Linked DNA regions of Mus musculus: all the other regions are linked to region 4. Evidence: chromatin loops called from intact Hi-C (ENCODE). Cell type or tissue: left cerebral cortex. All regions are shown on one strand. Each heading gives the region's core, and the rest is flanking DNA. Links, peaks and the distances in the headings are about the cores only. Region 1 overlaps Dnajc10 (DnaJ heat shock protein family (Hsp40) member C10). Region 2 overlaps Dnajc10 (DnaJ heat shock protein family (Hsp40) member C10). Region 3 overlaps Dnajc10 (DnaJ heat shock protein family (Hsp40) member C10). Region 4 overlaps Nup35 (nucleoporin 35).

Evidence for each region. A loop is a pair of places that touch in the nucleus more often than their neighbours do. Peaks named below come from ENCODE experiments on the same cell type or tissue, not always from the same donor. Only the 100,000 strongest peaks of a DNase experiment are listed, where the experiment ranks them.
Region 1: a loop joins it to region 4, with 4 times the contacts of the local background. A loop is called at or near these places in 12 of 42 quality-filtered maps.
Region 2: it touches region 4 in a loop (4-fold over the local background); 7 of 42 quality-filtered maps call a loop at or near these places.
Region 3: a loop joins it to region 4, with 3 times the contacts of the local background. A loop is called at or near these places in 9 of 42 quality-filtered maps.

The regions. Positions count from the first base shown.
Region 1 is chr2:80,341,080-80,349,299 of GRCm38, forward strand. Dnajc10 (DnaJ heat shock protein family (Hsp40) member C10) reads left to right here. Exons shown (of 23, transcript NM_024181.2): 16 at 2,838-2,939; 17 at 3,845-4,000; 18 at 5,433-5,566; 19 at 6,265-6,318; 20 at 6,569-6,716; 21 at 8,190-8,220. Among named protein-coding and RNA genes, the nearest start is that of Dnajc10, 30 kb to the left of the region's middle. In left cerebral cortex, for the core only: no CTCF peak of the experiment used is centred there; no DNase peak of the experiment used is centred there.
Region 2 is chr2:80,321,537-80,329,756 of GRCm38, forward strand. It overlaps Dnajc10 (DnaJ heat shock protein family (Hsp40) member C10), which reads left to right. Exons shown (of 23, transcript NM_024181.2): 5 at 3,124-3,206; 6 at 3,459-3,590; 7 at 4,082-4,175; 8 at 5,122-5,199; 9 at 6,536-6,579. Among named protein-coding and RNA genes, the nearest start is that of Dnajc10, 10 kb to the left of the region's middle. In left cerebral cortex, for the core only: no CTCF peak of the experiment used is centred there; no DNase peak of the experiment used is centred there.
Region 3 is chr2:80,352,508-80,360,727 of GRCm38, forward strand. Dnajc10 (DnaJ heat shock protein family (Hsp40) member C10) reads left to right here. Exons shown (of 23, transcript NM_024181.2): 23 at 352-1,548. The coding sequence ends at 363. Among named protein-coding and RNA genes, the nearest start is that of Gm13752, 35 kb to the right of the region's middle. In left cerebral cortex, for the core only: CTCF peaks have their summits at 4,305 (motif pointing right) and 4,507; a DNase peak (open chromatin) is centred at 4,385.
Region 4 is chr2:80,656,328-80,664,547 of GRCm38, forward strand. It overlaps Nup35 (nucleoporin 35), which reads left to right. Exons shown (of 9, transcript NM_027091.4): 8 at 862-1,026; 9 at 1,994-3,744. The coding sequence ends at 2,071. Among named protein-coding and RNA genes, the nearest start is that of Nup35, 22 kb to the left of the region's middle. In left cerebral cortex, for the core only: a CTCF peak has its summit at 5,309 (motif pointing right); a DNase peak (open chromatin) is centred at 4,284.

The sequences.
Region 1 (8,220 bases), core at 1,193-6,192, 320 kb before region 4:
ATTTATTCTGGCATGTAATTGACTTCATAAAATACTTACATAAGTTTCTATTTTATCTAAGTCTTTATACTTTTGTAACATACTTTTAAGTTTCTACAGTCTTTATTATTATTTAGATTTCCTTATATTTGTCAGCTTAGAGTAGATGATTTGTCCAGATAGGATATCCAATTTAAAGGAGCTGCTCATTTTTAATATGTGAAAGTGACAGAGTGCTTATGTGGGTGACGACATGTTATATTTAAAATATATTCTGATACTTCTGAATGGAATGTGAAACTTTATAATGTTGGAATAAAAATAGAAATTGAAGAGGTATAGATGATGTAAGCATAGCAATCTTAGTTGGGGTTTCCATTGTTGAGAAGAGACACCATGACCAAGGCAACTCTTATAAGGGACAACATTTAATTGGGGCTGGCTTACAGGTTCAGAGGTTCAGCCCATTATCATCACGATAGGAAGCATGGCAGTGTCCAGGCAAACAGTGCTAAAGGAGGAGCCAAGAGTTCTATATCTAGATCTGAAGGTAGCCAGGAATAAGACTGTCTTCCAGGCAGCTAGGAGGAGGGTCTCATTGCCCATCCCCATAGTGACACACTTCCTCCACAAGGCCACCCCTACTCCAACAAGTCCACACCTCCTAATTAGTGCCACTCCCTGGGCTAAGCATATTCAAACATATAAGTCTATGGAGGCCAAACCTATTCAGACCACTACAGTAGTCATGACTGGATGATGATTATAGCTATTTAAATACATAAAAGTTTATATCCTTTCTGTAATGTGAATGTTTTAACTCAAAAACTAAAGTGTTAAAGAAAAAGGTGGCAAGGAAAAGAAAGCCTGGTTTTTGATGCATAAGACTGGAAATGTTTGGCTTCACTAGTCAAGAAAATACAAGCTCAATCAAAATTTTGATATCTTTCCTACCAAAATTTATCAGATTGACAAAAAAAAAGCAATGTAACAATATTTAGAAATGGAATAGTGAAATGCCAGAGCACTACAAATAAGCCAAGCCAAGTGAGCACTTCCCTCCCATGTTTAATTCCTGGGTTCAAAACTGCACTGAAAAATCTTTACCAGCTTAAATAAATCCTAAAGAACTCAATGGAAAAGGCAGGTTACATGTCAGCAGTTAAGTATTCTCAGAATCAGAGAAAAGTCTTTAAGACAAATGAACATGTGGGAAAGGTTAAAGCGAAGTGGATTGGACACCTGCCAGTGCAGCAGGTTAGGAAGGATTCAGAGCAAGGGACACAGTGTCAGCTACCAACTGGCATGGCCATACCTATTAGCTGTTAAATATAAGGAGCAGATATGTAGGTAGTTATGGGATTACTCTCGGTTTCCGTGTGTTTGAAATTAAAAGTTAGTGGGGGCGGGGGGCAGGGTGTTTTAAGGAAGTAAATAAAAAGAGTCATTGGTGTCTAATGTCCTTTGTGTGACTTGGAAAGGAGAATGCCAACCAAAGATGCAAGCATCATGAGTAACAGTAGTTAATGTTAATGCCTTTAGTCTCCTACATTTTCTCTCAAGTGAGCCCATTATCAACAACTAAAGCACCAGGCAGGGGAGAAAGGAAGCATCACAGAATCCCCAGGCTGCTCCCACAGCTGCTTCCCCATCACCGGCACTCGCTCGCTCGCTCAGCAGCTCAGCTCAGCGCTCAGCTCAGCGGCCCGTCTGTAAAGTAGGCTTAGGCTTTTTTTTTCTTATTTCTTTTTTCAAGACAGGGTTTCTCTGTGTAGCCCTGGCTATGCTGGAACTCACTCTGTAGACCAGGCTGGCCTCAAACTCAGAAATCCGCCTGCTTCTACCTCATAAGTACTGGGATTAAATTTTGCACCACCACCACCAGGCTAGGTTATGTCATTTTAACTACTGAGTAAAATTGCTCTGAGGTATGAAGGAGTTTTTGTGTGGCTAGACTAACTCAAAAGATGATGGAAACTTGTAAACTTTGAACTAGTCTGTTAACCTGAAAATTCTTTGAATTCACACATCTTTAAAACTTCAAAATATGTTAATTTTTCTAGAATTATAAATCTTGAAATTTTCCATTTACTAATGAGTTAGACAAGGAAATCACTTCATCACTTTAAACATTACAAAATCCTTTCAGGGCTGATGCCCATGTTAACTGTGAGGAGGGAATTAATATACTATAAGAATTGTCTCAAGTAAAGAATAAAAAGTGACCATTTTCTTACAGCATGACTCAATTCTTTAATATAGAATATATTTGCTCTTGGTCATTTGTCCTTGTATATGGTGTGGCTAATCACTGCCCTCCCGGATGACTAATTACTGTCACTAGAAGAGCTGACTGCTGTGTCTTTTCTCTCCTCTTCCCTCCTAGTTTGAAGAGAGCAAAAAGATGAATTGAAGTACATACTATGCAATTACTCTGCCTCACTTCCCACATTTTAGTGCCATTGGGTTAACAATTAACTAATTATCAGTACAAGCTTTAATGCATTGTCTTTGCTAAATTTGTCTAACCCACCAGGAAGATAGTAGTGGGTTTCTATCTACAGTCTTGTAAGAGGGTGATAGAGACATGACTCATCAGTTAAGAAAGAGCATTTGTTGCTTTTACTGCGGACCCAGGTTCTGTCTCTGCACCCACATGGTGAGAACAGCTGTCCATTAGTCCAGTTCTAAGGGATCAGACATCGTCTTCTGACCTCCAGCACCAAGAAGCGCATGATATATATATATACATACATTCAGGCAAAACACCCATACATAAAAAATAAGTATGTCTATAAAAAGCAAGCTGTTACAAAATTGAAACTAATAGGTAAATTATGTGAATTTCTTCTTCACAGTATAACATCCAAGCTTATCCAACGACAGTGGTATTCAATCAGTCCAGTATTCATGAGTATGAAGGACATCACTCTGCGGAACAGATCTTGGAGTTCATAGAGGTATTTAAATCCTAGGCTATGGCTAGAAATCTTCATTTATATGTGTATTTTGGACGACTGTTTGTATTAGGACTTATTCTTTTTTGTGCCACGAGATTCTTTTCTGAAAACCTTTCTTTTAATGTAAGCCTTTGTTTTATTACTTACTTTGGTGTTTTGTACATGGGAGGTACTACTATTGAATATGTGAAATTTCCATGAAGCCTGTCACCCTTTTCCTGTTTCCTTTCAATGCATTCACAGCATCAAGGCCAGGCATCCTGCACCAAGCCTGTCACTGTTAGCACAGAAGGGCCTGTTTTCTTTCACTCTTGACACTAGAATAATTTCAGTAACTTCTGAAGAAATTGAAACTTGTAGCTTATTGTAATTGTTATTCATCTGTCCTCCAAAGTAATATGTTGTGTTGTTTTGTTTTAATTGCTGTCCTGGTGAAGCTAATGTGTTAGTATCACTTGATACAGGCTGAGGCTCTGTTAAAACAGCATTTGGAATATACAGTCTCTAGAAAGGTGTGTAGCATCTCCATTTAAATATCAGAAATAATAGTAGTAGGCTTTGTGTTAGTCATTAAATGGTCACTTCTAAGAACGTATTCCTGCTATCATGACAGACAGTGAGGCCTATGAGGCATCTGGATTACCCCTAGAGCTTGGTTATATGATCTGGTCACACTTTCCTCTAGGATACCTCTTTTTCCAGCTTACAGTGGTTTTAAAACTAGTGAGAAAATATACCTTTTAAACAAACTGATTGACAGAATCCGAACTTAATAATAGACTTTTTAAAAAATCTGTGTCTTCTGATTTCTTTTAAATAGGAACTTTCTAAATGACTGGTCCAGTAACTTGCCAGAAATACATGAAAATCTTGGTGTGTGTAATAATAGTCTTTTTATTTTTTAGGATCTCAGAAACCCTTCAGTGGTCTCTCTTACACCCAGCACTTTCAATGAGCTGGTTAAACAGAGAAAGCATGATGAAGTCTGGATGGTCGATTTCTATTCTCCATGGTGTCATCCCTGTCAGGTCTTGATGCCAGAATGGAAACGCATGGCCCGGGTACAGTACCATGGTTTCCTTACATCTTACACCTACTGCCAGTGTTTGCTTCACAGTCACTGTGAAACCAGGGGATAAACCTGTAACTAGACAATTGACACAGACCTCACTGAATCGTTACCACTGCCTCTGCCCACTAACTGAGCTGTCTAAGATCCTTTTGACCAAAGTGCTACCAGTGCTAACCCTCAGAGCATCTTCATTTTCTGTTTAGATTTCTCTATCATTTTACTTTTAGAGTTTACAGATACTGTTTGCTCATAATATTGGGTCTTTAAAATAGCTTTGCAGGCAGGTATGGTGGTGAATCCTGATAAGACTAGTATTCAGATGCTGAGACAGGAGAATCAGGAGTCCAAGATTTTCCTGGGCCACCAAGCTCCAAACTCTTTCTCCAAAACAAACAAGAAAAAATGAAACAAAGTAGAAAACAACTTCAAACAGTAAAACATATATATAAATTTCCTGTAAACAGGCAGTGTTGTAAGGTACTAAATGAAGGCAAATTTAAAATACTGAATCAGACAAAGCGTATCTTCATTAGAAAAAAAAGATTCTTTAAAAAATACTGATTATATTTTGGTTGCTGATGTTTTTGTTGTTGTTGTCATTTTGTTTTTTGTTTTGTGAAACAGTTTCCCTGTATAACCCTGGCTGGTTATCCTGGAACTCATTCTGTAGACCAGGCTAGCCTTGAACTGAGAAATCCACCTGCCTCCGCCTCCCAGGTGCTGGGGTCAAAGACTTATGTCACCACAGCCTAGGTTAGCATAGAATTTTTGAAAAAATGTATTTACCTACATAGTAAATGAGTAAAACCAGTTATTAACTATGGGAAGTTCTTAATTACAAAGTTATGGCATTCAAAAATAAAACAAAAACAAAAACAAGCTGGGCATGGTGGTGCACACCTTTAATCCCAGCACTTGGGAGGCAGAGGCAGGCGGATTTCTGAGTTCAAGGCCAGCCTGGTCTACAAAGTGAGTTCCAGGACAGCCAGGGCTATACAGAGAAACCCTGTCTCGAAAAAACAAAAACAAAAAAAAACAGAAAGTTACGGCATTCAAATTCATTAATCTAAATGGCATATTTTAAATCCTTACCCATTGTTTCTCTGATACTGATTAAAAAATACCCATTTTACAATGGCTGTTGAGCACGTATAAAAGTTGTGTTGCGGTGCGGGCTAGATAGTTGAGTCAACAGTTAGGATTATTGGCTGCTCTTGCAGAAAACCTGTTTGGTTCCAAGCACTCTTCATCATCGTTAACTCCAGATCCAGGGGCTCCAGTGCTCTTGGCCTCCGAGGGCCGTGCATACAAACAGTGCATGTGCATGTAGACAGGGCTCACTACGCAGGACTTTTGTTTAGTTGTGAGTTACAGAGATAGCTTTAGTCATTGACCCATGTATTGACTTTGTTCTTTTATAGACGTTAACTGGACTGATCAATGTAGGCAGTGTGGACTGCCAACAGTATCATTCTTTTTGTACTCAAGAAAATGTTCAAAGATACCCCGAGATAAGATTTTATCCCCAAAAGTCAAGTAAAGCCTATCAGTATCAGTAAGTATTCCATCATAATCACTTGGTTGTACGGTTAACACGTAAGTTAGGCCAGCAGATATGTAGTGGGAGCCACCACCGGAGGCTCCCTCAGAAGACGAGGGAGCTGGACAGTAAAACTAGTTACGAAGTTCCAGTCAAGAAGCTGTGAGAGACAGAACTGGTGTTTAAGTCCTCAGTTGGCCCTAAGTCCAGGCCTGGCCTTGCCTCCATTGTTCATAGCAGTCTTTATACTTAGTGGGGGTGGGAATCACACCCTCCTACCACTGCTGAGAAAGAACTAACCCATCAGACTTACCGCTCACCTGCTAAGGTTGGGGGCAGTGATTTGAACCCAGGACTGTCCTGGTATCCACCCATTCTACACTATACAGGTTTTAAAAAGAAACAAAACAATTGTAATTAAGTGAAAATTGAGCCATGGGTTTCTCTGTAAAAGCTAAAAGAGTCTACTATGGGGAAATCACAAAAAGCAAGTATAGTCCTGAGTAGTTAAGGGTGGGGAAAGGAACAGAGACACAGAAAAATATATTTTAAGTCATATAACTCTTATTTACTTTGTGGAAAGAGATAGGAGGTGACATTAACCAGTCAAGAGCTATTTTTATTTTAATTCCTACAGTAAGACTGTTTCTTGACCATATGCAGTAATAGAAATACTATTTACAGCTTGATTTTTTTTTTTTTTCCTCTTTCAGTAGTTACAATGGCTGGAATAGGGATGCGTATTCCCTGAGAAGCTGGGGTCTTGGGTGAGTGATTCAAGTGCATGTTGATGTCTAACACTGATTTGCAGCTCTTTATCTTCTCGTGTATGTAGTAAGGATTCTGGCATCAAAAATACTTGGAAAAGGATGGCATTTATCAAGGGTTGAACCATTTCTAACTTAGGAATGCTTACAGTGTTGCTGTATGTAATGCTTACAGTAATGCTTACAGTATTGCTGTAGAATGCTTACTTTGCTTTTGTATAATAAAAAATGTTTGATTCTCTTACTGCAGATTTTTGCCCCAAGCATCCATAGATTTAACACCTCAGACTTTCAATGAAAAAGTTCTACAAGGGAAAACTCACTGGGTGGTTGATTTCTATGCTCCTTGGTGTGGACCTTGCCAGAATTTTGCTCCTGAGTTTGAACTCTTGGCTAGGGTAAGTATTGTTGTCTAGTTAAATAAATTGTACACACATGTGTGTTTGTTTTAACAATTGGTTAAAACATTGTAAACTAATTCTTAATTTAGTTCTTAAAAATATCTCTCAATTTAAAAAATGTGTTTCTATAATTATTATCTGTCTTTCTTGAGGCAGGTTTCTCTTTATAACCCTGGCTGACTGGAAATCCCCTGTGCAGACCAGGCCAGCCTCAAACTGCTTGCCCTTTCCTTGAAATTGCTAGTATTAAAAGTATTTAGTGACAGATTACAAGGGTCCGAGTGTGTGTTTGTGTATGTGCACATTGTTATTCCTGTAGTTGAATTGCTAACTTAAGTTAGTCTCCCTGTTTGTTTATTTCAGTAGCCATAGAAACCAGAGGAAGCAAAGACGCTTTCCTTGTCCTAGAGCTGGAGAGGTTCCCATAAGTCAGTAGAGGAAAGTGATGGTAGAAAGAAGGCAGACACACGACAGCCACAAGGACAAGCAGAACTTTATGTTTGTGAGAGATAGGCGAAGCAAAGGAAACTGAGGGTACAGCTAGCTCCTGCCTTGAAGGACCATAGAGGGAAAAGACAGATACTTTATGTATAGGTGCTCCTGAGGCGCTCACAAAGGGCAGTTCCCTTTGTCAGTAGATTACCAAATGAAGGGAAGATTCTTCAGCATGGGGTTATAGAAGATCTCACTAAGAGACTGGTGACCATGGAAACACCCAAAGATGGGACGAGTGGGATGGAGTGACCTGAAGGTAAACAACGAGCTCCCTGTTCTGGGAAAGGATGGGGCTGGAGGGCCTGTAAATGCTGTCAGGAAAGACAGGAGGCAGGCGTGGACAGCAGCGTAAAGCACACAGGAAGAAGTCCGGTAATTGTCTATTTGGTTAACTCAAACTCAAGTCACTAGTGACTTTAAAGCTGTTCTTGTGTTAGAATGCTGACATATATCAGTGGAAAGAATACCGCATTCATAGACGATGAGGGAGGGTGAACACCCATATAGCAGAGACAGGCTGCATGCTGCCGATGACAGGAAACACTGCTCTGCAGAGAAGCCCCTTTGTGACCATCTGCAAAGGCACGAAAAGAGCAAGGCTCGCCCTGCTCTAGGAAGACTGAATCTCTGACCTAGACAATCTAAGTGGTGTGCTCAGCCGTTCACCCAATTAAGAATGTCACTTAGGATTAAAGACAGATGTTTGGCTGTGGTGGGCAAAGTGCGGTGAGTGGACAGTTAGGGAGGTCAGAGTTACAGTCTCCAGGTACCCGTGAAGAAGTGGCTGTTTATGTTAGACAAATGGCAGCCAGTGGAAGCTTAAAGGGCTTGGAAAAAAGTAGAAACAATCTGGTGTGAATACAAAGAATTAAAACTCGAGTTTTAAAAGTAAAAAAACTTTATATAAATATATAAATATTTGAAATATGTTGGAAAGTGGCAAGATCTGTTAATTCATTTTGTTTTGTTTTTCAGATGATCAAAGGAAAAGTGAGAGCCGGGAAAG
Region 2 (8,220 bases), core at 1,317-6,316, 340 kb before region 4:
CTAAAACCATCTGCATATCAGACATATACATGATTCACAACATCAGTGAAATTACAGTTATGACATAACACAAAATAAATGTATGGTTGGTAGTCACCACAACATGAAAGGTTGCAGCATTAGGAAAACTACTGCTAGAGAATTTGCCTGCCCAGTGCTCTTCAGAGACCTGGATTCAATTCCTAACACCCACATGGTGTCACGACCATTGCTAACTATAGTTTCAAGGATTTCGATGCTTTGCGGAACTATCACATATGTAAAATAAAATTTTAGAAATGTTAATACTTCTTACCCATTGAAAGTTGTGTATATGAATATATCAACATCTTTCCTACAAAAGAAATAGGGGAACTCGATTTATTGCCAGATAAAACTAATACCTGTATTATACTATGTGGTTAAATAGCTCTGTAGCTTTTCCTGTGTGGTTCTTAGTCTGACTCATCTGTAAATGTTTTGTGGACCATTTGTGGCTAGGAAACAGGAGATTGCATATTGAATCAGAGGAACCGAACCAAACCTGCAACTGGCTGCTGTGTGAGACCACCAAAAATAAGACTTTACTAAGGTTTATGTTGGCAGAAAAGGGCCTCCTAATTAGGTCACTTAGAACCCCAAATGGTAATTTTAAATTTAGCCATGAAACCCTAGAGATAATTCAGAGATAGTTAACTACTACTAGCTTCGTTCTTCACGTCAGGAGATTGTGATAAGATGATCCTGACATTTTAGATCAAAAGGTGGAGAGATGACAAATGTGGGTTCTGGAGACAACTTGTATTTGGGCAGATGTCACCACAGGGCTTGTTCGTGAGTTTTTACTGCCATTTTTTCTGTTGTTGAGTTATTCAGTCTCCCAATAAATAATGATAGAATCATTTTTAAATGATATGTGTATTCTTAGTGACTTCTGGGATAGTCCCCAGTACTCTCAAATCAGCTCTATTCAGATAGAACAAAATGGTCACAAGCTGTGGTCATGCCCCAGTTCATCTCTACTTGCAGAGCCCTTCCTCTGTACCCTTAAGTCCTTTTCTCCTTCTAGCTGATTAATCTATTGAAATCTCTGCCTTTCTTGCCGCCCAGGCATCTCTTCTAGCAGTGGCCAGTACTGACTCAGATTTCCACCATTCCATGTATTGGCATTGGGTTTCCTTACTACACCTGCCTCAGGCTTTCAACATAGGTCTTTATAGTTTGTCTAGTTTCCAGTTGTTACTACTGAGAAGTTTAATCTATAAATTACATAGTTCACTTTTGCCAGGCAAGGAACGGCAAATGTGTGACCTCACTTGAGAAGCGACAGTAGTAGTTAGTGAGCATTAATTTCAAAGTTGTCAGAATCTTTTCCTTTTGTGAGAAATCCTGTTTTCCATTAAGCACATGCATGCTGTCTTTTTCTTTGTCACAGTACAACAGTACATCGGTTGTGATCGAGTTCTAAACTGTATTTGAAAGGTAGAAAACATCTCATGAAATAAGGCCGCAGTTCAGGCATCCTTTTGAAGATGGCTCAAGAAAGAGGAACTTAAGACAGTGCTGTATTTTCTGTACTAGTAGAAGCTATTGCACAAGATATTAATAGATAGTCTGGCTTTGTGATTTAAAAGAAATTTGCATTTTTAAATATTCTTGCTCTGTTTTCTATTACTGAGTTAATATAAAAGCATTTCATTGTGCTACTTTACTTCGCTTCTAAAAACACTTTTAGCCCAGGACAGTGGCCTGCCTATCCTGTGAGCCCAGGACAGTGGCCTATCTATCCTGTGAGCCCAGCGACATGGGAAGCTGAGGCAGGAGGCATTCCTGCCTAGATTAGACAACATAGCAAAACTATATTTGTTTCCAAATCTATGAAATGAATAAATGAAATGAAAGTGTATTTTTAATCTTACTACTACATAGGCAGTAAGAACTGAGCCAGTACTTATTGCCGAGATTAGAAGTGCTTCTGACTCAGGGATGCATACAGCAATAGATACTCCATCTCGTGTGTTTATAATTCATAAAAGGATCTCTTTTTCTATGGAGATTTTCATTAACTCTGTTGAAGACTTTCCCTAAATTAAAACCAGTTGTTGGTCTAAGCCGTGACATTTGTTGAGATCACCTAGGTAGATTAACAGGTCCTCAAGTCTGCTAGAGAAGGACTGAGGAAAAGGCTAAGTTACGCACTCTTGCATGCAATGTGTACATGAACTGCTTCTCCACAGAACCACCCTGCCACTGAATTGTGTTTCTGGATGTTTTCAGCTATCCAGTCAGTTACGCAAAAATAGTACACAATCCCTAATAGTTATAATTTATGGACATTTTATTTTAAAAACACTGACAACTGATTTGGGTATTAAATGTTATGAAGACTCTTAAAGCAAATTGCCCTCACATTTTTATCTAGAATATTAGAGTGAGCCTTCCTTAAAATCATAAGTTTGTCTTCGTCAATTCATTCTATAGTTCTATGCTGCTGGCTTCATGATGCTTCATATCTATGTTAGGAAAATATGTATTGATGTTTAAATGACAGAATTCTTTACTTTGCATTTTTAAGTAACTTGCTTTTCAAAGGTAAAGATCTTACTTAGGAAAAGGGTTTAATTTAATCACTGTAATCTTTACTCTGTTGTACAGGTCCCTAGCACACACCATTGATCTCAGTACTTGGAGCCAGAGGCAGGAGGATACCTGTGTTTTAAAGGCAGGCTTGGTATTCATAGCAAATTCCAGGCTACCAGGGCTATACAGTGAGACCTGCCTCAAAGATCAAGCTCAGCGTCTGTGAGAGGCCCTGGCTTCCTGAGCCTCGCTGTGGGGGTAGAAGAGCTGTAATCTCAGCTCTGGTGCTCCTCTTTATCTCCTATGTGCACAGACTGGCATAAGCCCTGGCTGTTAGCTCCTGTGCCACACGTATGGCTTCATGGCAGTCATTCCCCTACAAAGCTGCTACTCATTCAAGTATAGATGTAGGAGAGGTTGTAAAGTTACATGGGCTTGACATTTGAAAAGAACCACAGGAAGTAAGGCAGTGAACTATTTAGGACTGATTTTTTTTTTTCATTTTGATCTTAGCAAAATGGTTTGTGATTGAAGTGTGCTGTAACTAGGCTTATGTGCTTTCAGATGCTGCTGTCAACTCTGGAGAACTGTGGTTTGTAAACTTTTACTCCCCAGGATGTTCGCATTGCCATGATTTAGCCCCCACTGTACGTATGTTTAATAACCCAGCCATTAAAGCCTTTTTCCTAGTTGATGTTTTATGTGTTCTTTCTTTTTTTATTATTGTATGTTGGAAGTTATTTTGTGTTAGTAACTGACTGTGAAATCATTATCATATACTTTTACTAAATGTTTTATCTAGTAAAATGTTTCCCCTTTAAGATTATATAAAGTGTAGTATGCTCAAGAGTTCTTAAGAAACATTACCAAAGAAACACTTGTTTTCTTTACTGTCATAGTGGAGAGAATTTGCTAAAGAAGTGGATGGGTTGCTTCGAATCGGAGCTGTCAACTGTGGTGATGATCGGATGCTCTGCCGAATGAAAGGAGTTAACAGCTACCCCAGCCTCTTCATCTTTAGGTCTGGAATGGTAAGGGATATCTCTGTTTTTAAGATTTGTGAAACTTTATAACCAGCGAAATACTAGAGAAAACAATATCTAAACTTTTAGGCTGTTTCTGCTTTTTCTTACTTTAGGAGCTAATTTATAATAAACATTTTTGTATTGCTTTATGAAACTTTTTAGGGACCATCAGTTCCTGTCATAAAGGATATTTATTTAATGTGCATATTATGTTTTATGGTTTATAATGTATTTTAGGTGCTGTCTCATGGGATAGAAAGTGCTAATCTTCCTTTTTTCCAATTTCTGTGGATAAAACTGAAGCTAAAATTGTTACAAATGGTGCAAAAGAGTATTCTATATGATTTGTACTGTCACAGCTCTCTTAAGTATTATTTGTAAATGCACTGTGTTGTTTAAAATTAGAACTTCCTGCATTATTCAAAACAATGTTAAATATAGGTATTTGGTAGGCTTTTGAAATGAAGAAGTAATAAATGTTTTTATAAAACCATCAGGCTGCAGTGAAGTACAATGGAGATCGGTCAAAGGAGAGCTTAGTGGCCTTCGCCATGCAGCACGTCAGGAGCACAGTGACAGAGCTGTCAACAGGTAAGGTTTCCTTAATTGCGTGCTTTTCAGTCATGTTTGGAAATCAGTATTTTGAATTTACAGTGAGAGTTGATTTGGGTCACAGTAATGATACTTTACAGTATCTTTTTCTGCACTTCTTAGAAAGGAAGTGTGTCACTGCTCAGGTTGCTGCTGCCTTGTACACTGAACAGGCTGGTTGGGTTTACGTAAGGACTACTGCAATTCAGGTGTAGAGGGCTGTGAGATGGGAGGACATGGCATCCTTGAAACAGCTGACTCAGCACTGAGGCATATGTACCTGCGGCCATGGCCACTGGCAGAAACTTCATTTAAAGGTCAAAAACATTTCTAGTGGTAGATTTTAACTCACCAAGTGATTTTAGCTTAGCTATTTGAAGTATCCATGAGACAGTTTCTAGCTAGAGGAATGTCTTATTTATTCATTTGGCAGCATCTGTGTGGTAGAAACTGTGTTCAACACTATGTTTACGGTAAAAGAGTATCCGATCCCACTTCACTTCAGTGAGCAAGATACCAATGAGCAACTGAAATACAGTCCGATAACTTTTATGGTTAGAAACTAAGCGTAAAGGATATGAAACAACCCATTTAGAAAAAGAAAGGTTAGAATGGACTTTTTTAAAGAAAACATAACTGGTGTCTCATAGCACTGAGTAGGAAGGCTTCAGAGAACACTGGGTACTTGGAAACCAGCAGGGCTTTCCCAGTCTAAGGGAGAGCAGTGGAGTGCAGTGAGCGTGTGTGGGAAGAACTGTGACTGGCCAGGAGACAGGCAGAGCTCAGCTTAGACGGGACTTTACTGATGATGGTTGAGTTTTCTTAATTGTTGTCTTAAAAAAATAATTAGTACTATTTAGAGGGGACGGGAAGTAGTTACGTATGGAAAGAAAGAAATACCATTTGGAAGTGTTACATGTACTCACAAATTTTATTTTCTTTAAAGGAAATTTTGTTAATGCCATAGAAACTGCTTTTGCTGCTGGTGTTGGCTGGCTGATCACATTCTGCTCTAAAGGAGAAGGTAATTTATGCTGCTCAACTTGATTTTGTTTTTCTGTCAGTAATCAGTTATTTCAAAATGCAATTTAAGCTTCAAAGTGTTTACTTAGTAAATGTGTATTATGTATTTTACACCTAACAGGTAATGAAATTAGTGACATGTAAATGTATCTTTATAATTTCATGTTTAGTGGATGAGTTTTTCAGCCTAGTTATTCTCAGGATACATTGTACCTCAAATAGCCAAAGATAAACTGGGCAGTGTCCAAAGTAATTAATTATATCAACTACAATTGCTTCCAAAATAGGTTTTAGAAATTTAGATTTTAAAAGTTACATATATAAAATATGTGTCCACCTCATAAAATTATGTCTTTATTGGTCATAGTCTTATTTTCTAAGGGCCTTTGTAAATTGTTTAAAATTCAATATCCTATATGCCTATGAGTAAGATCAATTAAAAGTTTTTCCAGATATTATAAAGCAGTCCCATTGTTCAAACTTTTTGTGTCTGATCCCAATATGTATATTTCTCTTACTCATCACCTTTTTACCTTTGTGCCCCTTTGCTGGGGATATATTTATTGCTTAATGACTAAAAAGAGCCATTCGCCCATCCTCCCAAGACCTGTGTTGAGAAATCACAGCCTTGAAACCCAGTGGTTTTCAACCTTCCTAGTGCTGTGACCATTTAATACAGTTTCTCACGTCTTAGTGATTCCAGCCATAGTATTAGCTCATTGCTACTTCCTAACTGTAACTTTACTGCCGTTATGCATAGTGATGTAAGTATCTGAGATGCAGGATGTCTGATAGGTCACGGCCCACAGGCTGAGAACCACCAGTCTAGCCAGTGCCAAGTGCGATTTCTCTGTCTGCACCTGAGCTTTTGAAACTTTCTAACATGTTATATATCCATCTCTAGCCTCTGACAGGCCACGGTTACTTTTCTTCCAAACTTTACCTCAATGTATCCTATTGTTCATATTTAACATATTTATGTATATATATATATATATATATATATATATATATATATGCCTGGAAGATTAAAAATTATTATATTTTGAGGATTCTTCATATACCTTTTCAAGTGGTTCCATTACATTTTACTTTTTTCAAATCATGACGTTTCTTGGCCAAAGGAGAGCTACTGAGAGAGTAAACCCTTACAGAAAACTCTGGCTGCTCTTCTCTGTGAGTGGAAATCCTGAGACATTAAAGGGCAGGAATGATTGTTTGTGAGATAGAGACCGATTGTTGAAGGGCCCAAGTCTATTCACTAGAAACAACATGGCTATACAAGGGAACCATTCTAATTAAAACTAAAATAGCCTCATACATTTTCTTCCCCTCAGATTGTTTGACATCACAGACCCGACTCAGGCTTAGTGGCATGTTGGTAAGCATCCCTCCTTTTTGTAAAACTGTCACCATGTAAGAAGTACAGCAGAAATTGACACCAAGTATCTTACGGTTTCTTGAACACTTTATCCTACTTATGTGTGATTTAACTCTGTGTCTTTCTAAACATTAGCTGTGCTCAGTGTTAACAAGCTCACCTCTAGGTCTTCCATGCTTATTATTTTATATAAGTTGATCCAGTTAGATGCTAATGTTTTTGTCATTTCCAAACTTTAGATTTTGTTCAGTTTTAGCCTGCTGTTTACTGTCTGTAGTGGTTAGGTATTGTGCTGTAAATGATTCTCATCCTTTAATATTACTAAAGCTCCCACTGTGGTCTGGGGGATTGTCAGTTGTAAAAGCTGGAAAGGTTTTTTATAATTCTGATACTGACATTGATTGGGTGTGACTTTTATACATAGTAGAATAAGCTTGTGAAGTTCATATCTGCCTGATTTCTGTGCTGTTTAATTTGAGGGATGAGCATATGAAAACACTAAAATTGATTTATGTATCCATTACATATATCTGTTACGTGTGTGTGCATGAGTATACATGTATGTAGGATAGTCATCTGTTATTTAAAGATTAAGGATAATGTATTAAGGAATACACTAGGCAATTTTATCATTGTAAGGCATCATAGAATTTACTAAGGCACGCCTAGTATGTTCATGGTACCTAAAACCTAGCCTTTATAGTATAGCCTGTTGCTTCTAGGCTATAAAACTGTATAGCATCTTACAGTGCTGGAAATACAGGAGGTGGCAGCACATTGCTAAATATGTGTAAACATAAGAAAAATATGATAAAAATGTAGTATGAAAACTAAGAATTGGTGAACCTCTACAAAACATATAACGTGAAAGGTACCTGCGTGGTTTCAGGTTGCTCTTGGGGATGAGTGTTGAGTGGCTGTGAAGGCCTGAGCCAAATTATTACTGTAGTCTTTACATACATTGTACACTTAAGCCACGCCAACTTTGTAAATGCACGTTTTTTTCTTCAGTATTATCCTTAGCCGGCTGCCAGTTAACTAAAGGGCAAATGCAGGCATTGGCCTGCTCCTGCCCAGGGTCTGGGTCTGTGGTACCATCTCCTATAAGATGAAATCTAAAGGCAGCAGTTTTTTCTAACCTGTTAGCTCCCAATTGAGACTGAGACCTGTTGATTGGTTCAGCAAGCTTTAAGCACAATAACTGAGATACCTGCTTTCTGGCCACTTGCCAGCCACAGGCCTCTTGGGCTCACTCTGCTGTAGCAGTCTGTCCTCATGCAAAACTCCCTTGGTGACTCCTCCTTATTCCTGACCTCATGGCGACCATATTTTTCTTCCTCCACTTCATGGCTCTTCTCCTGAACCTTGACCGGCCTAGTGGCAAACACCTTCTCTCTGGCTCTACCCCCTACCCCTGGGATTGGAAGTCCACTTTTCCTCTCTCTTCTGACCAGTCATTGGCTGTTCAGCTTTTTATTAACCAGTCAGAGGTAATTGGGGAGCATTCTTTACACCACATTAGTACATGTTCATGACAGTGCCATGTCCAGACTAGGACTATAACTAGATCTCAAGGCATAGAAATCAGCATCTGAAATGAATATACAGAGTATACAGAGCACAAGACCAACCAAACCCCAA
Region 3 (8,220 bases), core at 1,989-6,988, 300 kb before region 4:
GACGTCACCCAGGCAGGAAGCTTGAGCGCCTGCTGCTGCTGCTGCTCAGTGCCCTCCTCCATCTTACAGTCCTCCCCTGCTAGGAAGTGGCACCGTCTCCCCAGCTCACGCCCCACGGGATTCCCAGAGAGCCCGTCAAGGTGACGGTAGAAACCATCTCACACAGGATGACACACCAGTAGGTGTGACAATACCTACTGTGTGCAGGTGAAAACTGGCACATCAGCTGTTATTGAGCAAAGAGTGTTTTGTGATATTCTCTTCAGTAAGAACATTGAGTATGTGTAAGAAAGTAAAATACTGATTACCTTATAATACCTTTCTCTTTTGCTCACCTTTACATGCATGCAGGATGAGCTTTGATGGTGTTGAAGAAAAAGCATGTAAGGAAAAGAATCTGGAGAACGGCATCAAAAGATCCCTTTCCCAAGTGACGATGCTCCTGAGGAAGCAGATGCACGTGACCTGGGCCTCGCAGTTGCCTGTGTACACAGAGCTCCTGTGCGGCACTGTGGGCTGCACATGCTTCCTGGAGAGCCAGGCAGCGCCATCTGAGACTGCAGTCCACATATGGTTCTGTGTTGTGTCTTTGTTGTTGTTGTTAATCCTTTTAGAAATACACACATCAGTCTTAGCTCAGGGCCATATAGAAATACTCCACAGGCCAAGTCCAGCCCAGGGACTAGTTTGCTGACCCCAGAACTGATGTTTGGACACCTGGCCCTGCACGTGGCTCTGTTACCTTCAGACTGTACAAAGTAGACTTGGGTTTTCACTTGTAAATTTCTGATGCGCTTGAAAAGAACTGACTTGCTTTTCAGTCACCTCTTCTAATTCTGTCTATGACCATATATTTTATTTTGACTATTTTCACCACATAGGAAAATAAAAATTACCCATTTTTCCTACTATGTACTACTGTATAGACAGAGGCTTTCTTGTAAGAGTTGAAGAGTTCTTAATTTATCACAACAGTAAGTGTAAAAATCCTGTAAGCTGCTGTCCCAGGAACAAGGTAAGAAGAAGTATTTACAGCAGTTGATGGGCTGTGTGGCTGTCACAGGTCTAAGCCTGTGTTTAGTATGTACACCTTCATTTATTTGCTTTCATAAATGTTCCTACTGATGGTTTTGTTGGTTTTGTTTCACGTGTCTTCCTGATATTGACATATTTCCCTTCTGGGTTCTCTGTTTTGATCACTCATGTTGATTATTTTTTCCCCTGTAGCCGTGGTTTTTCCTTCTGTCCAATATTCACTATTCCAATAGGAACAGTAATTTTAGATTTATTTTAATTGGCTCATGATGATGCTGTTTTTCAATTATTGTCTTTTTCAGTAAAGTTTCCATAACAACTGAAGTACTTTTTACTAAAATCAAGCACACAATGGACTCTTCCCATTTCTCAGTTGTTTAGACTCAGAGGGTCACAGGTCCCTGCTGCAACTCCAAAAACAGAGTGACCTCTAGTTCAGTTCTCTCCCGGTGTGTGGGGTGGTCAGAGGATGCCAGTGAATAAAGTCAAATTATTTTTTCTAAAATTCTTTTGAAGATGATTGTTGTGTTTGGAAGATTTTATCACTTTCCCTGCTCCCTAGTCTTGTCTTCATAAAGGCTATGCCATAGGTTTGTGCTAGGGAAAGCAGTGTGCATTAGTTTCCTTTCTACCTCATTCAGATTCTCCTGTGTTTTATTACATTTTAACTCCCTGACTCGGGCTCTGCTGTACATGTGAGCACACATGAGCCTTACCGTTCCTAACGAACTCTGAATCATGACAGGTAACGGCAAAAGCCTTTCATTTATTTAACTTTGACAGCCTAGAATTTCCTTTAAAACTAGCTTGTTTATGCAAAATTCCACAAGTGGAATGCCCAAAGAAGTCTTACTTAGTAAAAGTATTCTAATTTAGTGAACTAGTTACTTGCACACTACTGAACTGGGCAACAGAGGGGTGCACGAAGGGAGCCCACAGACTACCCTCCTGTCACAGTCATAAATAGTGGATAGCTAGCTACTCAGTGCCTACCTATAATTACTTCCTGTACTTGCTGGTAAACATTTTACAGGCAGTACATTAAACAGTAGCTGTTACTTTTGCTTAAGCTGTATGTCTATGGAATGTGCGCTGAACATAGGACCTGCTGCTGGACATGGGGTTAGGTAACTCGGATAATTATTCAGTAGCTGACCTCAGATTCATATTGTGCATTCACAGCAGATGGCTGGCAGGTTGATATTTAAATGGAACACCTCTAAGGAGTATCACGTGTACACTGAAGCAATACTATTTCTCTGTGCAGCTCCTCCTAGCAGAGCAGAGCAAATCCTAGGAGACAGGCTGTGTACAGCCAATTAGAACTTGTTTTGGATACTTGGTTCCTTAATATCTTTTTAGTCGAGAGTATACTGCTACAGGGACTGGGGAGATGGTTCATTGGGTGAAGCACTTGGCCATGCAAGCTTCAGGATCTGAGAACCCAGCTGAAGCCAGGTGAGATGGTAGTGTACTTGTGCCCCTGCTCTTCTGTGCTCTGCCTGCCCTCCAGCCATGCCTTTACAATTCCTGCCATATCAGAGCTTAGAGCCTGGCTTTATGCCCAGCTCTGCATGGATATTTTAATTAACTGCAAGAGTATTCTAATTTTAATTCAAACTACTGTGCTAATAATTTATGGTAAGAGTTATTGAGTAAATTATAATTTCATATGAGATGGTCCAAATAGAAATAGTTCATCATAAAAATAGAAGTAAAACCCCTAAAATACATGTCACACTGAGAAGGGGGGTAAAAAACCCAGAATAACCAGAGTGACTTGGTGAGAGAAGAAACTGGAAAATACGACAAAACCAGACTTCAAAATATACTATTAAGTCACAGTAACGAGAACAGCATTCTGCCAACGTTAAAAACTGTCAGGTCATTGGAAGAGAGGTCCCTGAAATTAAACTACTCATATGGACAACTGGTTTTCACCAAGACTCTGAGAGCATACAGTGGAGAGAAGAATGTCTCCATTATGTCCTAGCAAAACTGAATACACATGCAGAAGTAGCCTCAGATTTTGTAATTACTATCAGGAAATATAGAGGGAACACTTCAAGATAGTAGTATAGCAATGACTTTTTAAATAAAGACACCAAAGGCATGGGCACAAATAGATGAAACTATATTCTACTAAAAAGCTGTATAGCAAAGGAAATAATTGAGAGAAAACAGTATAGCATATGGAAGTGCAAGCTTTATCTGTGAAGTATTTCACTAATGTCCAGATTGTAAAGAAAAATTCAAAGCAGGATGAAAATATGACCTGTCTGTGTAGTCAACAGTAAGAACTGCTCAGCCTCACTACTGAAATGCAACCCAAAACCAGAGATCACAGTGGCACATAGCGTCTACCTGTTTTAGTGGCTGTCATCACCAAGGAATATAAGCATCATGGCACTTGACAGAACATCATTCGGCTGTTGAAAGCAACACGCGGAGAAGTGGAGTTCACTCTACTAAGTGAAGTAAGCCAGGCACAAAGAAATACCACGTCTTTCTTTCTTGTGAAAAGTAAGGCCTCTAGAAGAGCAGAAGTGGCCACTGTGCCACCGCAAACCAAAGAGAAGAAGCAGCAGAAGTGGCCACTGTGCCACCGCAAACCAAAGGGAGGGAGACCAAGAGAAGTAAAAAAGAACGGCCGGTCAAATAGTGTTTCTTTTGGTTCCTTGGCAGTGATGTGGATAAAGTGCCCTAAATGAGAGCAGGTGTGGTGGTTTTGAGGAGTTAAAGGCACCTGCTTTGAACCTATCCCCCACCCCCAGCTCCCCATCCCTACCCCCACAACCTGAGTTCAATCCCCAGGACCCACGTGGTAGAAGGAAAGAACTGACTCCCTTATGGTGACTTCTGGCCTCCCTGTGTGTGCCATGGCACGTGCATGCCCACACACAAATACAAACACAAAGTAAATAGTCTTTTTTTAAGTCTGCAATACACTTCGGTGGACTAAAGGGCAGGAAACCGACACACAGGAAAGCTTACTGCTTGGACAGGAGAATGGAGCACTGTATACCACATATATAATTGCCATGCCCAGAAAAGTGCAAATGCCACCAAAAAAAAAATGTATATCAGTGATGGTTGCTGTTTAATTAGTACCCCCCTCACAATGCCTAACAGTATTGTGATCGGTGTTTTTACGATGTTTATTAGAAAATCGAATGTATCTTTGCCTATGAAGCCACACCTACTCCTTTGAAAAACACTTTCTCCATTTTCCTAACCTTTTTCCTTCCTCTAACAGGCTTCCCTGTGGGTTTTTATTAGAAACATCAGGCTCCAGTAGGTGGCAGTGAAAAACAAGAAGAGACTTCATTCCACCTATGGGGGGGGGGGGGGGATAGTCTTTTCTACTTCAGGCAGTTCTGTGGAGTCAGGCCCCTCGTTTGCATTGTTTTCTAGCTAAAAGGACCCTGAATATCAAGTGTTGACTGTGAAATTGTAAACAAGCTGACGTTTGTGATCTGCTGTAACATGACTAACATGTAACAGCACACAGGCACACAGCTACTGTAGCGTGCTACACTCTGTCCATGCCATGAAGCAAAGCAGACTCCCATTGACGAAGAGCGCAACCACATTAACATCTGTCACTTCCCAAGATTTACAACAGTCATCAAATTGTACTGATGCTTTTTTTTCAAAATTCTCAGAATTTTCTGTGCTTCCTAATGTTCTTTTAAACTCATGACAATCTCATTCTCAGTTATGAAGGACTGTTGCTCTAAAAATGAAGTTCCTGTCTTGTGACCCAGTTCCTTAGTGTGTTTGCTAATTTTGCTTACTTTAACTGTCTGTACCATGACGACTTAATTTACTAAGTAGAAAAAATGTATAGCAGGAAAAAAAATGTTCTGCCAACTTCATCAGCTAGTCGTATAAATAAAATACATGTTTTTTTTTTTAATGTGCAGACAAAAACCAAAATGGAAAAAAAATTTATGAAATGAAAGGATTTTTTATCATATCATCCAAATATACTATGTATACTTCTTGGGTCTGGTTCGCACACACACACACACACACACACACATACAGAGAACTGGGCTGCAGATATAGCTCAGTCGTAGATTTTTTGTTTTGTTGTTGTTGTTTTGTTTTGTTCTTTTGGTTTTTCGAGACAGGGTTTCTCTGTGTAGCCCTGGCTGTCCTGGAACTCACTCTGTAGACCAGCCTGGCCTCGAACTCAGAAAACCGCCTGCCTCTGCCTCCCAAGTGCTGGGATTAAAGGCGTGAGCCACCTGAGCAGGCACAAGGCCCTGGGATAGACCTACCCTCCACCCTACCCCACCCCTCAAAAAAAGTGGGAGGTGGCAGGGGCAGGAGGGGAAGAAACAAAATTGTAATGGATATTTGATAAGGGTATCTTGTTTTTCAGTAGGTTGATTTTTTTTTATGATAACAATGTCCAAGACTTGCTTCAAAATAGAATACAAAGGAAACAAAAATGGTTATGGGCGAGTGTCTTAGTTCAGGTTTTATTGCTGTGAACAGACAGCATGACCAAGACAACTCTTATAAGGACAACATTTAATTGGGGCTGGCTTACAGGTTCAGAGGTTCAGTCCATTATCATCAAGGCAGGAGCATGGCATCACCCAGCAGGTATGGTCAGGAGGAGTTGAGAGTTCTACATCTTTATCTGAAAGCTGCTAGAAGAATATTGGCTTCCAGGCAGCTACGATGAGGGTCTTAAAGCCCACGCCCACATGGCACACCTACTCCAACAGGGCCACACCTTTTAATAGTGCCACTTCCTGAGCCGAGCATATACAGATCATCACAATGAGTCAGATAGGGATTGATGCACCACTTTGAAATATTCCATGACAAGGATTTTGTATTACCCAAATCCAGTGGCCTAGAAGTACTTAAGTGTTCAACATCCTCCATTACCAGGGAAGTGCAGATCAAAAACAACTCTGAGATTCTATCTCACACTCCAGCAGAATGACAAGATCAAAAACTCAAGTGACAGCACATGCTGGAGAGGATGTGAAACAAGGGGGAACACTCCTCCATTGCTGGTCAGAGTGCAAACTTGTACAACCACTCTGGAAGTCAATCTGGTGGTTTCTTAAAAAACTAGAAATAGTTCTACCTCAAGACCCAGCTATACCACTCCTAGGCATATGTCCAGAAGATGTTCCACCATACCACAAGGACATATGCTCCACTATGTTCATGGAGCTTTATAAGTAATAGCCAGAAACTGGAAACAACCCAGATGTCCCTCAACCGAATAATAAAGAAAATGTATGTACATTTACAAAATGAAATACTTCTCAGCTATTACAAAGACATGAATTTTGCAGGCAAATGAATAGAACTTGAAAATATCCTGAGTGAGGTAACCCAGGCCCAAAAAGACACCTGTGATATGTACTCACAAGTGGATATTAGTCATAAACTACAGGATACCCATTGTACACTCCAAAGACCCAAGAAACTAAACAAGAAGGAAGACCCACAGGAGGATTCTTGAATCTCACTTAGAAAGGGGAATAAAATTGTCATGGGAGGCAGATGGAGGAAGGGAATGGAGTGGGAGAGGGGTTGGGGAGAGAAATAGGGGGAAGTCCACGATCATGTGTCGGGAGAGATAGGAGAGAGGGTCAGGAAACTGAATGGAAATCTACAGCTCATCAAGCAAGTAAGAGACCTGTATGACAAGAACGTTAAGTCTCTGAAGGAAGAAATTGCAGATATCAGAAGGTGAAAAGATCTCCTATGCTCGTGGATCAGTAGAATTAACAGTAAAAATGGCCATCTCACCAAAAGCAATCTACGGATTCAAAGCAATTCCCATCAAAATTCCAACACAATTCTTCACAGACCTTGAGAGAACAATTCTTAATTTCATATGGAAAAACAAAACAACCCAGGATAGCTAAAATGATCCTGAGCAATAAAAGAACTTCAGAAGGAATCACCACCCGTGACCTCAAGCTGTACCACAGAGCAGTAGTGACAAAAATTAAAGCATGGTATTGGTATAGGGGCAGGTGGATCAATGGATAGAATCATAGATACAGAAATAAACCCACACAACTATGGACACTTGATTTTTGACAAAGAAGCTAAATCATATTGGAAAAGGGAAAACATCTTCAACAAATGGTGCTGCACTAACTGGATATCTGCAAGTAGAAGATTGCAAATAGATTCATATTTATCACCCTGAACAATAATCAAGTGTAAATGAATCAAAAACCTCAATGTAATACTAGACCCACTTAATTGGATAGAACAGAAAGTTGGAAATGGCCTTGAACTCGTTGGTACAGAACACCAATGGCTCAGGCACTAAGGCCAAGAATCAATACACAGGACCTCATGAGATGAAAAGCTACTGTGAATCAGAGATCACTGTCGTTGGGACAAAACAACACCCTACAGAGGGCTAATGTCCAAAATATATAAAGAACTCAAGAAGCTAGACACCAACAATCCAAACAGCCCAATTTAAAAATGGGGTACATATTAGGAGGTGGGGTTTGGAGAGGTGAATAGTTCATGATGTAGAATGAGAATGCTAGCCTAGACCCAGCTAGAAGGTCCTATATATGATACAAACCAGGAAATGGATCCACATCAGATGCTAAGCCTGTCCATACCTTGATCTTGGGCATCTTGTCTTCCAAAACTCAGAAACACCAGCCTGCTGCTTATAAGCCTGTGGTCTGTGCTTATTACAGCATCTTAAACTGACTAACACTACAGTGAGAGTGTTCTGGGTTAGATGGAGAGCAGCAGGCTCTCAGCAGACACAGTGGGGAGGCCAGCATAAGCAAGCAGTTGGCCCTAGAGACCCATGACTTGAAGGTTTGTTTGATAACTTCAATTTCATCTGGTCACGTATTCCCTCTGCAAAACAGTGATTGATACACATGTGAGAAATTTTCTTTCATTTTTTTTTCCTTTCACTAAAAGAGTATTTTAATTTGTTTGAATCATCTCTAATTTCCTGAGTGTACAGATAATACATGAACGTAGGCTTGTTACAATATTCAACACAGGCGGATTGGAGAGATGGCTTGGTGGATAAGGCCACTGGCTGATCTTCTGAAGTACCCAGGTTCAATTCCCAGCACCTACACGGCAGCTCACATCTGTCTAACTCCAGTCCCTTAGGATCCAACACTCTCTTTTAGCCTCTGCATAACATTCAAG
Region 4 (8,220 bases), core at 2,144-7,143:
TCAGAGCATATCAGGGTTTATAAACTTTCTAATGACTGGTGCTGCTCAGCACAGACATGTCACATGGATGCTAACTGACTTTAAGTAGCTAAAGTTTTCTGATAATCATTTCTGTTTCAGAGTGCTAAAGTTTATTTTATATGTACTTTTTCAACATTGGTGAGTAGAATTTTCAACATTAGTGAGTAGAATTTAAGTTTTGTGGCTTAAAAAAAAAACCCCTTTGGAACATACTTTAAATAAATATATGCAAACCTTTTCCTGAATGCTGCATACTAGTTTCTGTGCCTGTTGCCAGTGCACACACAAAGCAGGCAAAGCAGACGGTGTTTCTTAGAACGCATAAGGGAACCTGAGTAGGAAGAGACACTCAGAGTCTGAAGCTGCATGGCACCCAGGACCCCCAGAGTCCTCTCTTCCCTAGGGCTCTCTGATGGCACTATAGGAATTGTACAGTTATACGAGTTAGTTCTGTTTGTCCTTGCTGACTTACCTTAGGGTCTGCTCTAAGACGCTTTAAACAAATGCACATGTTTATCATGTGTTCCGGGCTTATCCATCCCCATTCCTCTCTCACGTCCTCTGGAGCCTGCTATTCCAAAACATCTGTCTTATGCAGAGACTCTTGTTCTTGTGATATATAATTAAATTGAGGCTGTTTGATTTGGATTAGATCCCAAATTCTAGCTAAGAAATAGTATTTATTCTCAAAGCTAAGTTTACTTAAAAACTTAAATGGTCAAATTTAGTAGTCTTTAATAAGTTTGTGTGTGTGTGTGTGTGTGTGTGTGTGTTTGGGTGTTTTGGGGAAAGTATTACACAGTATTAGATGATGTGTCCCATGTTTCTTTATTTCTCCAGAATGTCATGGAAAACAGTGACAGAGGAGTCTTGTCATCTCCATCTCTAGCCTTTACAACACCCATCAGGACTTTAGGCACTCCAACACAGTCCGGAAGCACTCCTAGGGTTTCTACCATGAGGCCTCTTGCCACAGCATACAAGGCCTCCACTAGTGACTACCAGGTATTCTTAGGATACATGTAGCCTGTTTACTGTTTCATTAGATCAGTGGTGTGTGTGTGTGTGTGTACAGTTAAATGTTTACTCTTCATTTTCCTTGATGAAGCCTTCAAACTTCTAAATTTCTCATTTTTAAAGTTAGAGCCTTCACCAGTTCAAAAGGAAGGGGAAGGGGGATGGGATGGGAGGTTTTGGAGGGGAAAAAAGGATAAAAATTTAAATGTAAATAAAGAAAATATCTAATTAAAAAAAAGGAAAAAAAAGAAAGTTGTCTTTAATTTTGCAGCAGTTTCTTTCTTTGGGCTGGGGACATAGCTCAGCATTTTATGCAGCATGTGCCACAGGTATATGGTTTGATCTCCAGTACTGCAAAGCAAAAGAAAACAGTTCTTAAAACCAAAATATTATTCATTGCTGGCATGAAAAAAAATATTAAACTTTATCAAGTTGATTATAAAACTTGTAAACGAAAACAAAAAAACTTTACAATGCAATAGTATCAGTTATCAAAGGAAGGTGACCAGCTTTGAATATCAGATGAGAAAGTGGTCATTTAAAAAATGTAAAGAAATCCATTGCCTTCTCAAGAATGGTATGGGAACTGAGATGCTTAAGCTGTTATTGGCCCCATTGATTTCCCGAGAGTCCTGGATTTTGGCACAGGCCATGATACCTGCACATGAAGTATGCGTGAGCTGTCAGATGGTTGGGGGAATTTCCCATTGTAGTCTCCTGAAATTTGGAGATCATTACAGAATTTGAGTTTTTTGTTATTACTCTTTAGATCTGTATTTTAAATTCCTCATTTTGTAGGGTTTGGTTTTACATAGTTTTCTAACTAGAAGATGTTAAAAATTCGAATTTTAATGTCAGAATTAAATAGTTAACTGTAGAATTACCTGCCACTAAGGAAACTAACCTGATACATTTTTATTCTTTCTCTTTTTTGTTGTGATGTGTTATTTAATAGGTTATTTCTGACAGACAGACACCAAAGAAGGATGAGAGCCTTGTGTCAAGAGCGATGGAGTACATGTTCGGTTGGTAGTACAGCAGGAGCTGGACTGAGCCGCTATGCTACAGTAGCAGAGGGCTGCCATGCCATGGGTTAGTTGTATAACCATCCTGGCAGTGTGGGATACCCATCTCGGATACATCTTTTACAATCCTTTGGTTAAGGAAACAGCCCATCTGTAGCTTGCACTTTAAAAGATGGCCGTGATAGACCTGAAGAGAAGATGCCCACATGGCATTTGTGCTTCTGTGATGTAGTGCATGCTTAGTGCCGGGTACCCGGCGACTACTGCGGTCAATTAAATGATTGAGCTTCAAGTGAGTCTCACTGGCTTTCATGAGAAGGCGGATGAATCTCAGAGAGTGAGAGCTGCTTTACCAAGACACAGTGATTATAATTAGCAATTTGAATTATGGTCTTAATTTAGATAGTATTTAATATCTTTGTATATGTCTTGTGGATTGTCATCTCTTATATTCTTTTTAAAAACCATCTACAACTAATGTTTCCAAATAAACTTTGTCAATTTTTATGTGCTAAACATTTGTTTGGAAGGTTGATTTATTGTTGTAGTTTTAAGAGTTCACTGAAATAATAGAAAACATGTTAGTAACTTATACCTAGAATCCAGATTTCATTATCATTATTACATTTTGTCATATTTGATTTCCTTCTTTTGTTTGAGTACTTCTCAGATATGAGATATTTTTCATCCAAATATTTGGATAAATAAAAAACATTTCTATAGAGTCTTAAGTTTGTTAATATGCAAAATACAGGTCATTTAAATTTGTAATTTCCCCCAAATTGACTATTTGTTGTTGTGCTTTATTCAAATAATGATCTTAATGAGGTTGCCACAGTAGTAATAGTGTCTTAATATTTAACTGTTTAATAGTTAAATCTGTTAAAAACAATAGTTCTCTGTGTTCCTCACTATCCAACACTCCTGGCCTTGGTAAAGCAGCTACGTGAGTTGTGAGTACATAGTCTAGTGCTTGGATTTGGTCAGTTGTATGTATATGTGTATGTATGTATGTATGTATGTGTGTATGTATATATGTATATGTATGTGTGTATGTATATGTATGTATTTATGGTTCAGCTTGTACCTCATTTTTTCACATCTTAGCCATTATATCTGGAGAGAATCCCATTCTGCTTTCATTTTTTTTAATAGCAATAGGTATACTTTATATAAAAAGAAGAGACACCTAATTCTCGTCACACTTTTAAAGGTACTTATCTTTATCACTGGACACAGGTACAGGCCTAATAGCTTCTTTGGAACCTTCTCTGAATTCTTTGATAAAATGTTTAAAGCCCACGTATTTCTGATGCTTACCTGTATCAGTTGTTTGGAGACAATAAGACTTTTTCCAGCTGTCACTACTATTGCATTTATATTCAGAATTACCCTATGTAATAGGCTCTTTGATTACAGTAGTATACATTCATACAGAAATACCAGGCCTTTCCCTTTATCATACAGAATAATGTTTTCAGGCCTTGGTGTCTTAAAGAACTTAAATATAATACTATACCTATATTTACAAAGATACTCTGTATATATACTATATTGAAAACAGGTTTCATTTTATTATTGTTTCTTGTTATTTTTTTGTTCAGATTATCTCCTTTGGCTGCTAAGATTCTCAGAAAGGGCTCTTAAAAGAAAAGAAGCTTTTAATTAAAAAATACAGGGCATGCACTGTTAATGTTTTTCTTTTAATAGAATTTTAACTTTCTTTCCTCCCCCACCCCTATTTACTGTAAGTAATTGACAATTTCATACACATAGTAAATTCTGATCATGATTCTCTCTGATCAAGACCCTCTTATTCCCCTCTCACCCATGTCTTCCATCCCCGAATCTCCTTCCCACCTGTCTTGTTTTTAGTGCCCACTGAGTTTAGCCTGGGTTTCCCACATGAGCAAGGATGTAGAGCTACTGACGGGAACAGGGCTCTCATCAGTGGCTGTACCACTGAAGACAAAAACACCTGCTTCTCCAGCAGCCATCAACAGTCAGCAGTATACTGTGGAGGCACAGGGCCCCATAAGCCCGCCATCTGTGACTTGAAGGTTGACAGGTCCAGCTCTGAGCAGGCCAGTACGGCTGCCTTAGCCACCGTGAGTTCATGATTCCCCAGCACTCTTCTCCATTATTCCCCCCTTACAAAGCCTTTCCACTCCTCACTGTGTAACGTTCCTGAGCCTGGAGGGTAATATAAAGTTCCTTTTAGGGCTGGGCACTTGACAGTTACTTTTTCTGCCTTCACTGCTGCTGACTGTAAAAAAGCTGTAAAGAAGTGGAGGCTGAGTGTAGCCTTTGTCTCCCAGTATAGCAGTGTACGCATTAGCACATTCTGGTAAGAAACAAGCCCTCTAAGGTTTTGATAAGCTTAAAGTCACCGCAAATGACAATTGGAGATTTTAGTTTTCTGGGATGAAGGTTTGGAAAGGAAAAAAATCTCTTTATTAGAGCACATTGCATTGAAGCATTTTATATCTTGCCTCATTATACAAAGAACTCTATTGACTATAGAAAAGGCTAGGCAATGGAAGCACACTTAAAAAGGCTTCCTTGTTTTTATTGGATGGAGACTTTTATTGCTTTCCTAGGCCTTTATGAAATGAGAAGTTTGTCTTTTGGCTAGAAATATTTTTGTTGTATTTGAATTTGATTTTTTCCCCAATAGCATTTTGTATCTATCACATAATTTCATTTAAGAGCCAAGGAAATCTGTTTCTGAATTTTTGATTATTGTGTAATTAAACAATAGAATTGTCATCTCTGTAAAGCTAGGAGAGCCTCAAACCAAGTCTCCTTTTAAAACTTCAGAATGCTGATTCACACAAGTAATAGCACTAACTTATTGTGAAAGATGATAAAGGTCAAAATGATATTCCCACAGATACGGAAGAATGCCCATGAGGCAGATAAACATTGTAACTCCTAGCTTATATTGAAGTGTAATATGCTTAGAAAACAACAAACTATAAAATAACACAAAATCAGAAGTTTAAATTTTTAAGAAAATATTGGAACTAAGGGTGAAAAAGTTATCAAGAAAACTAAACTAGAATGAGCAAAAGCAGGTAGATTCCTCATGGGGAATGCAAGATAAAAATAGAGGTGGTGGACTGGGAGTGAGCTGAGAAAGTCTTATCTAGCATGTGTAAGGCTGGCAACTGCAAAAATAAGTTATGAATATTTTTATTTTTTTATTGTATGTATATGAGTGCTCTATATGCATGTTCATCTACAACCAGAAGAGGGCATCAGACCATATTATAGCCATGTTATTAGCCACCTCTACTTGCTGAGAATTGAACTTGGGACCTCTGTAAGAGCAGACAGTGCCATTAACTGCTTGTTCTAGTCCCCAAAATAAAGAAGTTAAAGGTGGCTTTTGAAATCAGAAAGACAGTTAAGGAGATTAGTAAGTCCTAGTTAGAATATAAAAAACATACTTTGAACAAAAACGGAAACTTATGTGGCAAAAAGTCCACAAGTATTTGGAAGTATGTATTTGAAGAACATAGGATTCACCTAAGAATTTAATCCCAGAGAAAGCGATAGCAAGCTTTGAACTTGACTGCCTAGGCAAAAATAGCAAGACTTTAACAGCAACGTTACATGAGGAGGGAAGCAGGTGAATATACTGTAGATGCAGTGGAAAGGAAGTGGGAATAAGATCTGTGTTGTTCAAACAGCCTCTCAAATCAGCCCTAGAATGTGATGGATATTCTAAAGCTGTGGTCAGCATTTCATTTGACTTGGGGTCACTAAACCAAGGAGCTCATGAGACTCACTGTGTAAGCTCAGCCAAGTGGGTAGATTTTCAAGAGTCCATAATGGCAGCAGATTTTGGTGTGCCATCAAGTAGTACATCAAGTCCTATCTATAACAAACCTGTGTTTTCTCTGCACTGTCAGCTATGGTAGTGAATCCACTAAAAGTGAGGAAAAGTGGTAAAGTGAGGGAGAAGTCGAGATATTGGTGTTTTTGGCTATCTTTTCCTGAGTTGGGCCCTATTTTGACCATATTGTGCATTGCTATTCTGCTGATCTAGTCTTATGGCTCAGCATGTCTGATAATGCTTAGCTTTTGGTGGGTAGCTTAGGTACTTGTTTGATATTTTGTTACATAATTTGTATAATGCCACAAGTTGCTTTGTAACCAGTGAACAGTTAACCTGTTACAGGAAGGTAAGGGTGCACTAAGAGGAGCTTAGCTCTAGAACAGTAGATGTTTGTGTTGATGAGTTCTGTAATAAGACATTGCCAGACACTAGATTGTTGGAATATACCACACCATGGGCCTGAGTGGTGGCTTATTGTACTATAGCCTTAATTTGCTCCAGGGTCCTCCGGCTCTGCCTCACTAAAGTTTTCTGACACCCAAGGAATAGATTAAAGGTGTTTCCCAGCAATCTAGACTTTGATCTCCTTTTCAGCAATGAAAGGTTGCAAAGTCCAATTTATTATTTATGGAAAGGGTTGCCCCATGCCCTACAACTACCATACCCTTCACCACTTCACCAGCGTAGTAAGCCTGATGGCTTTTCTCCTGCACTAAGGTGTCCTGAATACTTTAATCAGCTATTTCTTTTTTATTTTAATTTTATGAGTATGGGTGTTTAGCCTGCTTGTATGTATGTGCACTATTTCCATACCTGGTGCCACAGAGGCCAGAAGAGGTGTCAGATTCCCTGGAACTGAGTGATACAGGTGGTTTAAACTACCATTTGGGTGCTGGGATTTAAAGCCAGTGCTCTTAACCACTAAAGCATATCTGATCCGTTCTGTGCTGTTTTTCTCTTCTTAGTCTCATGAGCCTTCCTCTCACTTCTGGTAGAAATGCTTCAATTTGGAGGGAATTGCCTTACAAGAGTAAAGTATGTTTCAGCTTCATTGTTTTTTTTCTTATTTTGTTTTTTATTTTTTTAACATATATAAAAAAATAAATGTAGTAAACCAAATACATGGACAAAAAAATACAAGAATCGTGATCATCTCAATAGAGGGAAAAAAAGTCTTTGATAAGATTCAACATGCCTTCTTAATAAAAGCCCTAGAACAAGTTAGGACTGTAGGAAACATATTCCAACATAATAAAGGTTATGTATGACAAACCCATGGCCAATATCATCCTAAATAAATAAAACCACTAATAAGCCCCATTAACATCAGGAATGGGAGAGGACTGCCCACTGTCCCTACTGCTCATCCATAATGTGATTGAAGCTTTAGCTGGAGCAGTATGGCAAGAGAAGGGATACAAATGGGAAAATATTAAGTCAAATTATTTTTAATTGAAGATTATATTATCTTATATTCAGTGTTTCCAAAATTTGACTAGAAAAATTATAGAAATCAATAATTCCAGCAAAGTATTTTGATACATAATTGACTTAAAAAATTTACTAGTCTTAACACATATGAGTAACAAGCATGCTGAGAAAGAGATCATGGACACGCTCCTCTTCCCAGTTTCTCAAATCAAATATTTAGAATATACATAACAAAATGGGTAAAAAACCTTTACAATGAAAACTTTAAATGTGTGAAGAAAGAGATTAAGAAAGGTACTAGAATTTGAAGACCTCCCAAGCGTATAGCTTCGTAGAATTAACATTTTAAAAAAAGACCTTCCTACTAAAACAATTTACTGATTGATTGTAATCACAATCAACATCCTCATCTCATTCTTCACATAAATAGAAAATCCTCAAATTGATATGGAGCAACAAAAGATCCAGAGTAGCCAATTAGTCCTAGATAAGTGTTTGTTTCTATGCATTCTGCTCGTTTTAAGTGCTAAATGCATCTGTTTAAGATCCCAACTTTTATATATCTGTTTCTATTGTATCACTGATGTTTAAGTCAAACACTTTCAATTCTCCATTGTACCCATTGTCCTCTTCCACAGTTAGGAATCTCAGAATTCACTCTTAAATTCTTTGAGACAACCGTATGTGGGTCTTGATTTACATGATTGTCTTAGAAAGGGTAAAGGAGTTGGAGGAGAAACAAATGCAATCCTTATGAGTGCTTTGAAAATCTGCTGTAATTTGATAACTATAAGTTGTTATGTTGCTGTTTGGTTTTCTTCTCTAGATTTTCAGCATACGACAAAGAAGTTCCAATGTGTTTACTTCAGTCAATTCCAGGGT